3 separate regions of the Mus musculus genome follow, and regions 2 and 3 are each linked to region 1. Evidence: chromatin loops called from intact Hi-C (ENCODE). Cell type or tissue: heart. All regions are shown on one strand.

Region 1 (4,000 bases):
CGCCATCTTTCTCCAGGCCCATACTCTCCTCAAAGGGGATAATATATCTTGTCTTTGCATACATAACTCAGGTCACTCATTCCCTCATTCAACAAATATTTCCTAAGTACTAAATAAATGCTAGGCACCATACTACATACTTATCTACTGTATAAGAGAGTGTTGACTATCTGGCAGGAAAAAAAAAAAAAAAAACAAGATCAGAAAAGGATTCCAAACACTCATATTAGAATTCCAGAGAAAATTAAGGCGCACTACTACAAAGGCTCCGGCTGAGGTTTTAATATCATGGGATAAATCTGAACTGTACATTGTTAAACTAAGAATGTGTGCCTGCAGTGTTTTCTCTTCAGGGCCTACAAAGTGTATCACTTTCACAGACAGTTCTATCCTCTCGTTTTAAAATAAAATTGATAAAAACAGGCCATTCTCTTAAACTCTGCCATAAACCAATACACGGGTCCTTTTCAGTCGATTAAATGGTAAACTTTTAAAGCCTTTCAAAGCTTGATTTACCCATTCTCTCAAGGGCTTAACCTACCAGATTCTGGTGGATCCTAGGTTTTAAAAAGATAATCAGGATCATTACAGGAGCTCTCTTAACTCAAATCAAAGTGAAGGATAAGTCGAGGAAAGTGGGAAGCAAGGGGTATTTGTTTTAGGAAAATATATGGGATGAAATGCAAATGACAACAATGGATAAGTGTGTCATAATGCATTTTATTCAGGCTGATCTAAGTCTGTTTAACATTTTAAACATTTAAAAATAAGAAGAAGAAGACTAGTAAATAGTCAACCACCCCCACTCTCACCCTAATAGTTTAGGGAAAAAGTAATGAGGAGGGCAGTTTGAAATTCTATTTTTGTATGGTTTTGAGTAAGAAACTGGAATAAGAAAGCAATAAGAAAGAAAGAAAGAAAGAAAGAAAGAAGAAAGGAAGGAAAAGGAAAGAAAAAAGCAAAACAAGAAGGAAGGATGGATGGATCACTTTAATATTCAATGCTAACAGCTCACGCAAAACCTAGGATCTGAAGCTGTGGCTATTCACAGGTAGTGGAAAGTGCCCAAAGTTGGACACTCTGCAACTCCTAACAGGAAACTTGGGCCTGATCCCCACGAGCCCAGGACACCTCCCGGCCTTCAGGAGTGTGCACAGCACCAGGGTCAACCAGAACCTGTTGTAGGAATGAATGAGTACACCTGCGCTGGGTTTCTTCCCGAACCCAAGCGGGCCAGCTTTTAGGACCGGGGACAGAAGTAAAGGCCATGCCCCGAGGAGAAGACTGGGGAGGTGGGGTGTCCTCCCCTTAACCCCGGCCCCAGAGAGTCTTAGAACACTGCCCGGCGGGGGCGGGCAATAGGCCCTGGGGAGGGGCGGGGGAGGCCAAAAGGGAGAGAAGGGCCGGCGGATGGGGCCCAGCCGATGCCTCTCCCTTCCACCGCGGAAGTCCAGCCGCTGCCCTGACCTCACCCTGCCTGCCTCCTGCCTCCCTCACCTGATCACCGAGATGAGCAGCCCCGAGGGGTCTTTGCTTTTGCTGACTGTGCTCCTGTATTTCCCACCAGCTGCTTCTGCCGCCATCTTGGTACGGGAGCGAGAGCCAGGTGCTTGACAGGACCGGGAAAGTGTAAACTCCGCGGCTGACCCGGAACATCCACCAATGGCAGAAGAGAAGCGCTTAGGCGCGGAAGTGAAAAACCCAATCCCTGGAGTTAGGAGGCGGGACTGAGACTCAGCTGGAGGCTGAGGCTCCTGTCCTCTCTAAGCATTCTGGGAAATGTAGTTCTTCTGCCGGTCCCGGGCATGCCTGGACAATAAACCAAGGGCAACTTCATCAAGCCTCCTTACTGTCTCTTTAGATCTCTTCAGACAGACCTTAAGTTGTTTTTCAGTTTACTCCATTTTATAATTTTACACGCTTTAACTTAATGTATCTGATGATAAATTGCAGATTCTTCTATTTAAACAAAGGTCCCAAAAGAATGCTTGTGTGTGCAAAAATATTAACTTCAAATACCATCTTTAAATCAACCAAATGCAAAAATGTACACGCACAGAGATTTTTCTTTGGTATTTTTCTGAGACTGAATGTTTCTATATTCGTCTTATGTACAAGTTCACTGTTGCGGTTATGCCAAGTCGCAGGCTGCAGGCTGTGAGGGGGAAAAGTACCTGTCCTAGGGGCTGTCACATATATATATATAGTTTCTCATGTTGTGGTGACTCCCAACTATAAAATTATTTCATAGCTACTTCATAACTGTACCTTTGCTATTGTTGTGACTTGTAATGTAAATATTTGATATGCAGGATATCTGATATGCAACCCCAAAGGAGTCAACCCCACAGGTTGAGAACCACAGACCAATTTCAATGGATACAGGAAAATCTTTTGTAGAAATTCAACCATACTTTTAAAATAAAAGCACTCAAAAAAAAGTCCCAAAAAGGAGGAACCACTGCAGTTCTTCGGGCGGGGGGGGGGGGGGGTTACTCTCATAGCACACCTTGTATCAGCACAGCAGCGGTGGCGGCTTCCAGAAGGGTCTGGGCGTCTGGTGGAGAGGCACAAAGTCCAAGCACTTTCCCTCCAGTCGGTGTTGTGGGGCGACTGAGACCATGGAGGAGTCGGAGGAGTCGACACCTGCTCTGCACAGAAGGAAACGGCGCTCCACACCTTTAGCTCCAGCCACACCACCTTCACAAACAACAGAGAAAAGCCCATACTTCCAGACCACAGAAATCTCACTTTGGACAGTGGTGGCTGCTATTCAAGCTGTGGAGAAGAAGATGGAATCCCGGGCTGCCTGAGTGCAGAACCTGGAGGGACGTGCAGGGTCAGCAGAGAAGAAGCTGGCTGACTTCGAGCCAGAGAGTTCAGCAACCAGCCGGAGGGCAAGTGGGCCGTGCTGGGGACCCTGCTGCAGGAGTACAGGCTGCTACCGCCACGACTGGAGAATGTAGAGAACCTGCTTCGCCACAATAACTTCTGGGTCCTTTGGTTGCCTCCCGGCAGTAAGGGGAAACCCCAAAGGTGTCCGGGTCCCTTGAGAATGATGGGGTCTGTTTCTCAGAACGAGAGTGTGAGAACCTGGAGGACTGGCAGAAGGAGCTCTACAGAAATGTTATGGAAAGCAGCTATGAGACGCTGGTCTCTCTGAAGGTTCTTGGCCAGCCAGAGGAAGAAGTGGAGTTGGGTGCAGAGATGGTGGGTGACTCAGTGGAAGAAGGTACCCACTTGGCAGATGGGGCCATGGTTAAACAGAAGATGCTGTACAAGCAGGAGGGCCCTGCAGGTCTTCCCAGCACGTTTTCCAGTGCAACTGAACAGCAGGCTTTCTTTGGCGCGGAGCAGGCTGTGTTCTGGAATAGTCCAGGAGATTTTGCCCTCTTGGAATCAGGCCCACTTGCCCTCCGGAGGAGAATTGCTCCTGCTTTGTCCTCCTTGGCTGAGCACAGAGGCTAATCTGAGGCGCAGGAGAGAGGGACCTGTGGCCCCAGCCTTTGCTATCTTGGCCTTGTTGCTGGGTCTGTTGTTTTGTTAGCCCCTGCAGGTCTCTGGTTTTCTCTTTTCTGGTGCATTGTCACACCACAGGGACTAGTGGCCAGTTCCAGGGCCCACTCTAGCATTTCACATGTCTTCCCACAGTTGTATGGGGCCATAGAGGTATGTGGTAAGTTCCAGGAAGTTATTACCCTCAATTTCTCTTCCATTTGTAGCTTCCTTGTTAATAACTAGTATAAATAATTTAAATGAACCGTTTAGCTTGTTCTAAAGACCCCCTTTTGGAGTTAGATTCTTGTTTTTTTTGTTTGTTTGTTTGTTTGTTTTTAAATATGGCTCAAAACTTGTTTTATAAATTTCAAGAGTTGTAGAAGTTGTTCCTAACTTGGGAACTCAGCCTGCCCTCCAGGAGGGAATAGGTTATGGGGCTCTTTTAGCCCACCCACACTTAACATAGGCCAGAGAGCCAAGACACGTTGCTGGCTTCCCTCAT
Region 2 (4,000 bases), 190 kb after region 1:
ACTTTAAAAAAAAATTACTGTTTTTTTAGTAGATTCTTTGAGATGTTTTTCTATTTATAAGATCATGTCATGTGTGATGGAGGCAGTTTTACTTCTTTCTTTCCATCTGGATGTTTTTATTTTGCTTACAGTCCCCGTGTTACCTCTCTCTAGTCTGCCGTGATGATTCCGAGTTCAAACTCATTATCCAGGCTGCTCTGCTTTTCCTCTTGTACTGTGAATTTCACAGTGAAACTTGAGGACTTGATGCCAAAAATAGAGAAAAGGGAGAGAGAATCTAAGAGGTTCAAGTTTGAGTTTTGTTTTTCATTTGAGCCAACCTATGTTTTTGGCTTGAGAATGCTGCCTTTGGAGTAGATGGCCATGAAGAAGCTATAGACAGAGCGAAGGGGAGACCATTGGTTCTCAAGAGTTTAGGAAGAGATGGTAGGGACGATGTACCTGGAACTGGCCTGGGGAGAACTGTATTGTCACTGTGGGTATCCCCCAACATCCCCATAAGATACATTAAATTTTTTTTTTTGGTTTTTCGAGACAGGGTTTCTCTGTGTAGCCCTGGCTGTCCTGGCACTCACTTTGTAGACCAGGCTGGCCTCGAACTCAGAAATTCGCCTGCCTCTGCCTCCCGAGTGCTGGGATTAAAGGCGTGCACCACCACGCCCGGCGATACATTAAATTTTTTAAAAAGAAGATCTACTTAGTGTTGCTTGAAACACACTAGGAGTTGGGAAGTATTCTGGGTCCTTTGCTGAGGAGAGCACCGGATGCTTTTGGTGCTCTGATGGAAGGCATCCATTGCCTTCTCAGCCTTGGTCTTCATCCTCATTAACAAGTGTTATTTGTATCTCCTCACTCTCCGTATGGAAGCCTCTAATTTTGTAAATATAGACCGAGCAACTGCTTTATGAAACACCCTTCAATACACGCCGTCTATGGGGTAGGAAGTGAGGTGATTGTGTTTATGGATGGGGAGGACCCGATGTAAGGAACGGCAATCCCTGTGTATCTGGGTTCTCAAGAGAAGCAAGCTCAACTGTGATGTAATGGGAGGACGCAGACAGGGGCAGGCAGTTTCAGAACTGCAGGAGAATATCATGTGATTTAGAGCACATGTGTTGAAAAGAACGACACAATGAGATGAAGGGCACTGCTGCTATATGCTGGGATATAGCAGCGGGAGGGACATAGTGTCTTGCGCTACAGATTCTGACATGCTGACAAATAACTGAAGCTCAAAAATATTTCTTCAACATTGTGGATCCCTTTGGCCTAGGAGGATGCCATGGTATGCTGTATTCTCTGTCTTTTAATGTTGAGAAGGGCAAATTGAAAAAGGTATTTTTGTTCAGCTAGTTCTGTCCCCTCCCCTCCCATCCCCCTTCTGCCCCACTCTTCTTCTTCCCTCTTGTTTTTTCTCCTCCTTCACATAGCTCAGGCCTGGGGCATTGCATAGACAACTGAGCTACATCAGTAGTCCCATCCATCTAATTTCTAAATGAAAGGGTATTTCTCTGGCTCCATAAATCTAAGATCATACTGTACTTTTAGCAACAGTGTTTGACAGCAAACAAACAAACAAACAAACAAAAAAGCAAAACAAAAAAACCCTAAAATCAACCAAATAACCAAATAACAACAAAACTGAAACTGTGTGTGTGGTTATCCTAACATTTTTAGACTTCTTGGAGGTAAAGTACCAAGCTAGAAACTTTCCAAAACAGATCATCTCTACTTTGTCTAACGCTGCTATAACTCCTCCATGAACGGACCATTTTCCTCTGTCTAATCATCCTGTGATCTAACTTATGTAAGTGAATAAGAGACACAAACACGAGAAGCAGTGTTCTGTCTGTATCTTTGTGTAAATAATTTTTCCTGTGCATTTTTGCATGTAGATTTGAAAGCCCTACATTAAAAGTTGCATTTCATACAGACTGACAAATACCAAAGTCATAAGATAGGAACATAGGCATATGTAGTCTCGGCCCCTTTAAAAGACTAAGTGGCAAAATGCTAAGTTTAGTTGTTACAGGTTTGTGAATTGGAATATACAAGTTGTTTGTTTAGGGGAGTGCATCTTCCATATCTAGCTTTGAGAGCCTGTATTTACCTAACTTACCTAAGGTTCTAGAGTCAACTGCAAAACAAGCTGGTTGGGTGAACCAACTTTTTTGAAAGTAGACCAGAAGGAGGCCTTCAGGGCTGTCAAGACTACAACTCCCAGAATGCTCGGTTCACTTTACAGTTTAGGGAGTGAGACCTGTCACAGCACCTATCGCTCCGGATCGAGACTACAATTCCCATTATTCTCAGAGGCTCCGGAAGCCCTATTAAGCACCACCTGTTGCCATAGCATCCGGGTCCAATCCAGCCAATCCTAGTGCACCTTCTGATAAGAGGCGGGCAGTTTGCTTCTCGGGCTAACCCGAAGCGGCCTACTTCTGGCACGTGACCGGAGGAGGCGGGCTTTTGGGACCGGCGCCTTCTCCTTGCTTCTTTTTTGGGGTCGTGGCCTTGCTCCTGCCCTGCAAGAGAAGCGTCCAGGGCTTTCACGCGCAAGTGTGCGCGTGGGTCCTGACGTGCTCGTAGGTCCACGCTCCAGACTCTGCGGGGACAGAAGCAGGAGCCATGGGCGGGACCGCTAGCACCCGCCGGGTCACCTTCGAGGCGGACGAGAACGAGAACATCACCGTGGTGAAGGGCATCCGGGTGAGTGCCGTGGGCGGGCGGAGGGCAGCCTTTGACCTCGGATCCCAACGCTGAAATGTGCCTGGGACAGCTGCACCTGCTTTCTCCGCTCTCGGCCCGCCCTGCTGTCCCGCTAGAAGTCTGGGTCTCTGGGAAGAAGCTCGTAGTTTCAAGACTCCGAACCTCCATTCAGAGAAAGTTCTTGGTTGTGTGCCAGGAGCCATGCACTGTGCCGGGGTGGTGGTGCCGGGTCACCACGGTCGTCCTTGCTCACTAGTTGCAGGACTTTATTAAAACTCTTGCTTCACTGTGCTGGTCCGTGTGCCTCCTGTACAGGACCCAAGCCCTTCTTTTCCACGCACAGTTCTTTCTCAGAGTGAATTGGTGTTTTAAGGATTACTCTTCTTTGCCTCTGTTATTCCCTGCCCCTCTTCTGGTATTACCATTCAAGTCATTCCTGACCCTGCTGCTAATTTCTGGCTTCTGGCTCTTTCCCTTCCACCTGATAATTTCGTTTTCCCAGGCGCCTCCCCTGTGGTTTGTTGGCCCAAGTTATGAACCTGACCCAGTTGGACTATACAGGCCTATAACTGCCAGCCTGCTAGGGGCGGAGGTCGGTTTGCAGGCCTTCAAGGTTGTAGAACTGAGACAACTTCTAAGGGATCGTTATAGAGACTTATTAAATGCCCTCTGCATGTACTTGATACATGAACTGAAAACTTGAATTTCCTCTAGGGCGTTAGTATACACACTAACAACTTTAATATTCTCCTTTGCCTCGACTTTGGAGCTTCATGCTTTGGGAAGTACACTTACTTGTATCTAGTAAATAGAGCACTATGACTTCAGAAGGTTTTAGAGTACTTTATATTTTCTGTCTACTGCTTTTACACAACTACTCTTAATTAACTATGTAAGAGTTACAAGGAAATAAAAACTTAAAAACATTTCAACTGCTTGAAAACTTTTTCCTTTGAAATTTGTTACTTTGAAAAGAACTTATTAAAGTTTTATTGATTAGAAACCCCAGACTGTTGAACTGAGTTTTTGAGTCTGTGACCAGCAATTCTCACTCTACTAGTGATAGAGCCCTTTGCCTGCTGTGGTTTAGTTGGTAGTTTTTGTAGTAAGATAAGAATTACTGCATACTTGAGTTTTGTACAGAGGTGGAGGGAAAAAAAAAAACCAAAAAAGAAAGGAAAAGAAAGTCGATAAAAGGCTTAGAATGTTGAAAACTTAAAAAAAAAAAAAAAAAAAGGAAAGTAAATTTCAGATGAAAAAACTGTTTAGAACAATGCATTAAGTCTTTCTC
Region 3 (4,000 bases), 930 kb before region 1:
ATTAAAATGAAGAAAAAGAAAAATAAACTTTCCTTACTTCTTTCTTTCTTTTGCTTTGGTGGGGCTTTTTGCTGGTTGGTTGGCTGGTTGGCTGGTTGGCTGGTTGGCTGGTTGGCTGGTTGGCTGGTTGGCTGGTTGGTTAGCTGGTTCGGTCTGGTTGGGTCTTTAGCATGCTTGCAGGCTAAGGAGAAGAAGGAATTCACAGATAGTTTTGTTGGCCTGAATTCTCTGAACCAGTGAGGGCAGGAATAGAGCAGTTTCTAGAGTGAGTTAATGAATAGTCTTCTACTCACTAGAGTGTGGCCCACAGACCAGGAGACCTGGCACGAACTCAAAGCTTGTTAGAAATGTTTAACCTGTGTTTAGTTTGTAGAAGAACCCAGAGTCAGCATTTGAACAAGAGCCCAGGTCATCGATATGTATAGTAAATATATTCTTACTAAAAACTGGGATAGGTTAAGACAGAAATACGGAGGAAGATCCAGAGCATATGCAGACACTCAGACTCCTTCTTCGTTCATTTACTTAAGTCTGTTTTGATTTTTATCTGAGACTCAGGAAGAGATGATTAGAACGCCCTTCAAGTACTTCCAAGTTTGGTGTGTGCATGGGAGCGGTAGATGAGAAGTGAAGCTTTGTGTGCCGTGAAATAATCTCCAGTCCAATCAGAGCTAAGGCTCAGCTTTTCTCTAGCCAGAAGCATCTACAGATGTCACCGCTTAGACATCAAACTTAGGTGTCTTCCTTATTTGGTTGGCAGTGGCTCTGATATTTTTGGGCTTAGTTTCGTGGTTCAGCAAATTGTTAAAGTCTCTCATGTGGCTCTATCATGTAGCCAGGCTTGAGAACTGAACTAAGTCAAAGTGAGGCTTCCCAGCCTTGGAGTTTCAATGACAGATGATCCTGGGTTCCATTCCCTATGGATTTCAGTTTAATCAGGCTGAGGTGACACTTTAAAGATGACCTACTGATGTCACTGACTCCGTCCCTCTAAGTACTTCCCCTTCCTCAACAGCTCTCAGCTTCAGCTACAGAAATCACCCGGGGAAACTCTGAGAATGCCAACGTTCAAGCACTCCAGTCAAAACTGGCCATACCTGGATGGGAGAGATGCTTTTGTGGTTGAGAGCACTGGCTGCTCTGGCAGAGAACCCAGGTTCAACTTGGAGCACTCAGGGAATGGCTTACAACCTCTGAAACTCCAGCTCTAGATCGGATGCCTTTGTCTGGCCTCTGAGCGCACCTGAAAGACATATGCTGCGCACATACAATGCTCACGTCAGCATTTAAGTGTTGAAAGGAAGCACGTGCCTTTTACCCTTCAGCTGAAGTCTTGTGGCATCAGTTACTGAGCCTCTTGGTGTTCACTCCGATTCAACAGCAATAGCAAGAAAGACTGCATGGTGACCATCAACTATGTACATAGGCCAGTGCCTTTGTGTTCTGTGTTTGTACACCTAGCAAGACCAGTTTTTCATAGATGCGATGAATTAACAGCCCTATTTCTTCCTATTATGTAAGACTAGTGCTACTGCTCAGAACTGTGCCCCTTCATACGTGTGATTGCATCAGCAGTGACACCACATGATGGGAGGCAATTTAGGGGATAAACATAAACACTCCGAAGTTTTCCTCAAGATTCACAACTAACTTGCCAGTGGCTTCCCCAACTTGTGACCCAGAGATCTCATCAGAATCCTGGCGCCTGCATGCTCTAAATGATGGTTACTGAGCACAATTTTTATTTGTGGTCCTGAACTTTGAATTTTCAATAAGCTCTAGTGCATTCTGAAATTGGGAATGTCTGTCTTTCAAAGGAGACTAGAAACAAGAACTATGGCAAAAAGAATGCCTTTTATCAGTTAAATTCAATATTTAATGAGCACCTTAAGCTGGCAAAATGCCAGCACAAGACATGTGTTCAGTGTCTCTACAAAAATCACGACATAAAGCAATACATTTACTGTATTAGTCTATTCTACAACAACTATTAGTAAGACAGGCCTATCTTCCCCTGTGATGAGAGTGGAGTACTAAGCCAATGCTCTAAACAGGCAGTTTAAGCCAAGGCTCAATCTCAAAACTTTTAGGTTCGCTGTTGTCCTAGAATTCGGTTTAGATGTTACAGGAATTTCTACATTCTCTCAGTTGCAGGTGAGTTGTTACAGATGCTAGAATACTCTAATGAGAAGTCAGTTACAGGGAGCACACAAGCTATTTCGTTGAATCCCATTCCAACCTTTATGGTACTGAACACGAACAGCATTGGGACTTCATTTCCCAGAAGGCAGTGCGACACCGACTCACGCGAGCCTTCGGGGGAAACTTGCCTGTTTTTTTCACGCCTGCCGTAAAGGCGCGCGGTCTGCTGGGACATGTAGTTTGGTTAGCCCTAGGACGCCCCCTCAAATGAATGGGACCGGGTATGACTGAGAACTACAGCTCCTGGTCTGGCCGCGTCGGTGGCAGCTGCGGAGGAAGAGTTGATCAAGACGGCCCTCAGGGAGGGAACCGCTGGCGGTGGTGATGTTGCGCGCGGATTTTCTAGGGTAGCGAACTGAAAGGGCGCTTTTTCTGCGCGCTGGCTCCCCGTGCCCCGCACCGGCCATGCGCCCGGCCTTCGCGGTGGGCCTGGTGTTCGCAGGCTGCTGCAGTAATGTGATCTTCCTAGAGCTGCTGGCCCGGTGAGTGACCCTCTCGGGCCGCGCCCGGGTTCTCGAAGCTGGTCCGGGGTTGCTAGCCCTGGCCGCCTCCCTAGTGCGCTGCACGGGATACCCACGCAGTCAGCTACTCTGCAGCCCTGGCACTCCTCCATTCGTTAGCATCCAGGTGACAGGAACATCCAGAGTGCTGCTGTCGGCATCTCCAAGCCACACTTTGGGGAGTTTGAAGCCTGGAGACTTTCTCACGTGACCGATCCTAGGTCTCTAGGAGCACCCTCTCCAACTACTACTCATCCAACTCTAGCACCTTTCGCTGACCAGTGAATGAATGACACGTGTCTGTCTGGAGCAAAACTTTTCTCACAGAAAGTTTTGTGTGTGTGTGTGTGTGTGTGTGTGTGTGTGTGTGTGTGTTGACATGTTTTGCGAAACATTTGTTTTTGTTGGTCGTAGAGATAGATGGTTGTGAGCACTTGGCTTAGACTCATATGTGAGTGATGTGGTGCAGATAACAACTGAGCTGTCACCATGGTCCCTGGGCATTTCGCACATCACAGTCTTTCGTTGAGAAGCGTGCTCTTTGAAGTGTAGATTGGGAACAGGATTGGCTTTGTGGTGTGGTGTCTTGCAAATAACGTTGGGTAACTATGTGCAAAGTTCAGTAGGCAGAAGTTAGAAAAGAGACAGGAGATGAACTGGAAAACGATTAGGACTAAACAGCTCCAGTTAGTTATTTAAGGTTTGGAGCTTCGGTCTCCTTTTTCAGACAGTTCAATACTCAGTTCAGAGTCACTAGCTACAGGTTTCTATCTATATACTGCTTAGGGCAACCCTGTGACCAAGAGTTACATTGTTTTGTTGAAAGTGAAACAGATGCAAAGTTGGGCATCTTTTCACTATTTGGAAGTGGCAGAGCAAAAATGGGCTGGACTGTATCTGTCTAAGCTCCTAGCCCAGTAACATTTCCAGATGCCTTCCATTTTTGAACTTGAGTTTTGAACATGGTGTGATGTCTGTTGGAAATTTATCCTGTTTGATACTGTTGGTTTGAATCCTTCAGAAGTAAGCAGTTTATTTATGATCAAGTCTGTATGTGTTATAGTTTGCTTTTAGAGAGCTTACCGTTTTATTATGCAGAGTGTTGATGAAGATCGATTGTCTTGGGAGTGGACAGGAAGATGAAAATGAAAAAGAAGTTTCTGGATACACTTCAAAGGCAGAAAACTTTGGAATTCAATCTATTTAATATATTTTTAAATAAGAAAGTGATATATATTCAGGCTAGCTATAGAAACAAAGTCAGATAATTGCATTGAATATGCCACTAAATTATGTGA

Evidence for each region. A loop is a pair of places that touch in the nucleus more often than their neighbours do. Peaks named below come from ENCODE experiments on the same cell type or tissue, not always from the same donor. Only the 100,000 strongest peaks of a DNase experiment are listed, where the experiment ranks them.
Region 2: it touches region 1 in a loop (11-fold over the local background); 12 of 42 quality-filtered maps call a loop at or near these places.
Region 3: a loop joins it to region 1, with 4 times the contacts of the local background. A loop is called at or near these places in 4 of 42 quality-filtered maps.

What each region holds. Positions count from the first base shown.
Region 1 is chr6:33,246,736-33,250,735 of GRCm38, reverse strand. It overlaps Exoc4 (exocyst complex component 4), which reads right to left and starts at 1,608. Exons shown (of 18, transcript NM_009148.4): 1 at 1,498-1,608. The coding sequence starts at 1,583. It also overlaps the pseudogene Gm1401. In heart, no CTCF peak of the experiment used is centred here; a DNase peak (open chromatin) is centred at 1,665; H3K4me3 peaks cover 1,310 bases; H3K27ac peaks cover 1,486 bases.
Region 2 is chr6:33,058,709-33,062,708 of GRCm38, reverse strand. Chchd3 (coiled-coil-helix-coiled-coil-helix domain containing 3) reads left to right here and starts at 2,449. Exons shown (of 8, transcript NM_025336.2): 1 at 2,449-2,709. The coding sequence starts at 2,629. In heart, a CTCF peak has its summit at 2,235; DNase peaks (open chromatin) are centred at 2,378 and 3,228; H3K4me3 peaks cover 1,780 bases; H3K27ac peaks cover 1,080 bases.
Region 3 is chr6:34,175,462-34,179,461 of GRCm38, reverse strand. Slc35b4 (solute carrier family 35, member B4) reads left to right here and starts at 2,408. Exons shown (of 10, transcript NM_021435.3): 1 at 2,408-2,684. The coding sequence starts at 2,608. Gm13855 (a long non-coding RNA gene) reads right to left here and starts at 2,414. Exons shown (of 3, transcript XR_868963.3): 1 at 2,240-2,414; 2 at 1,098-1,257; 3 at 85-181. In heart, no CTCF peak of the experiment used is centred here; a DNase peak (open chromatin) is centred at 2,411; H3K4me3 peaks cover 1,878 bases; H3K27ac peaks cover 776 bases.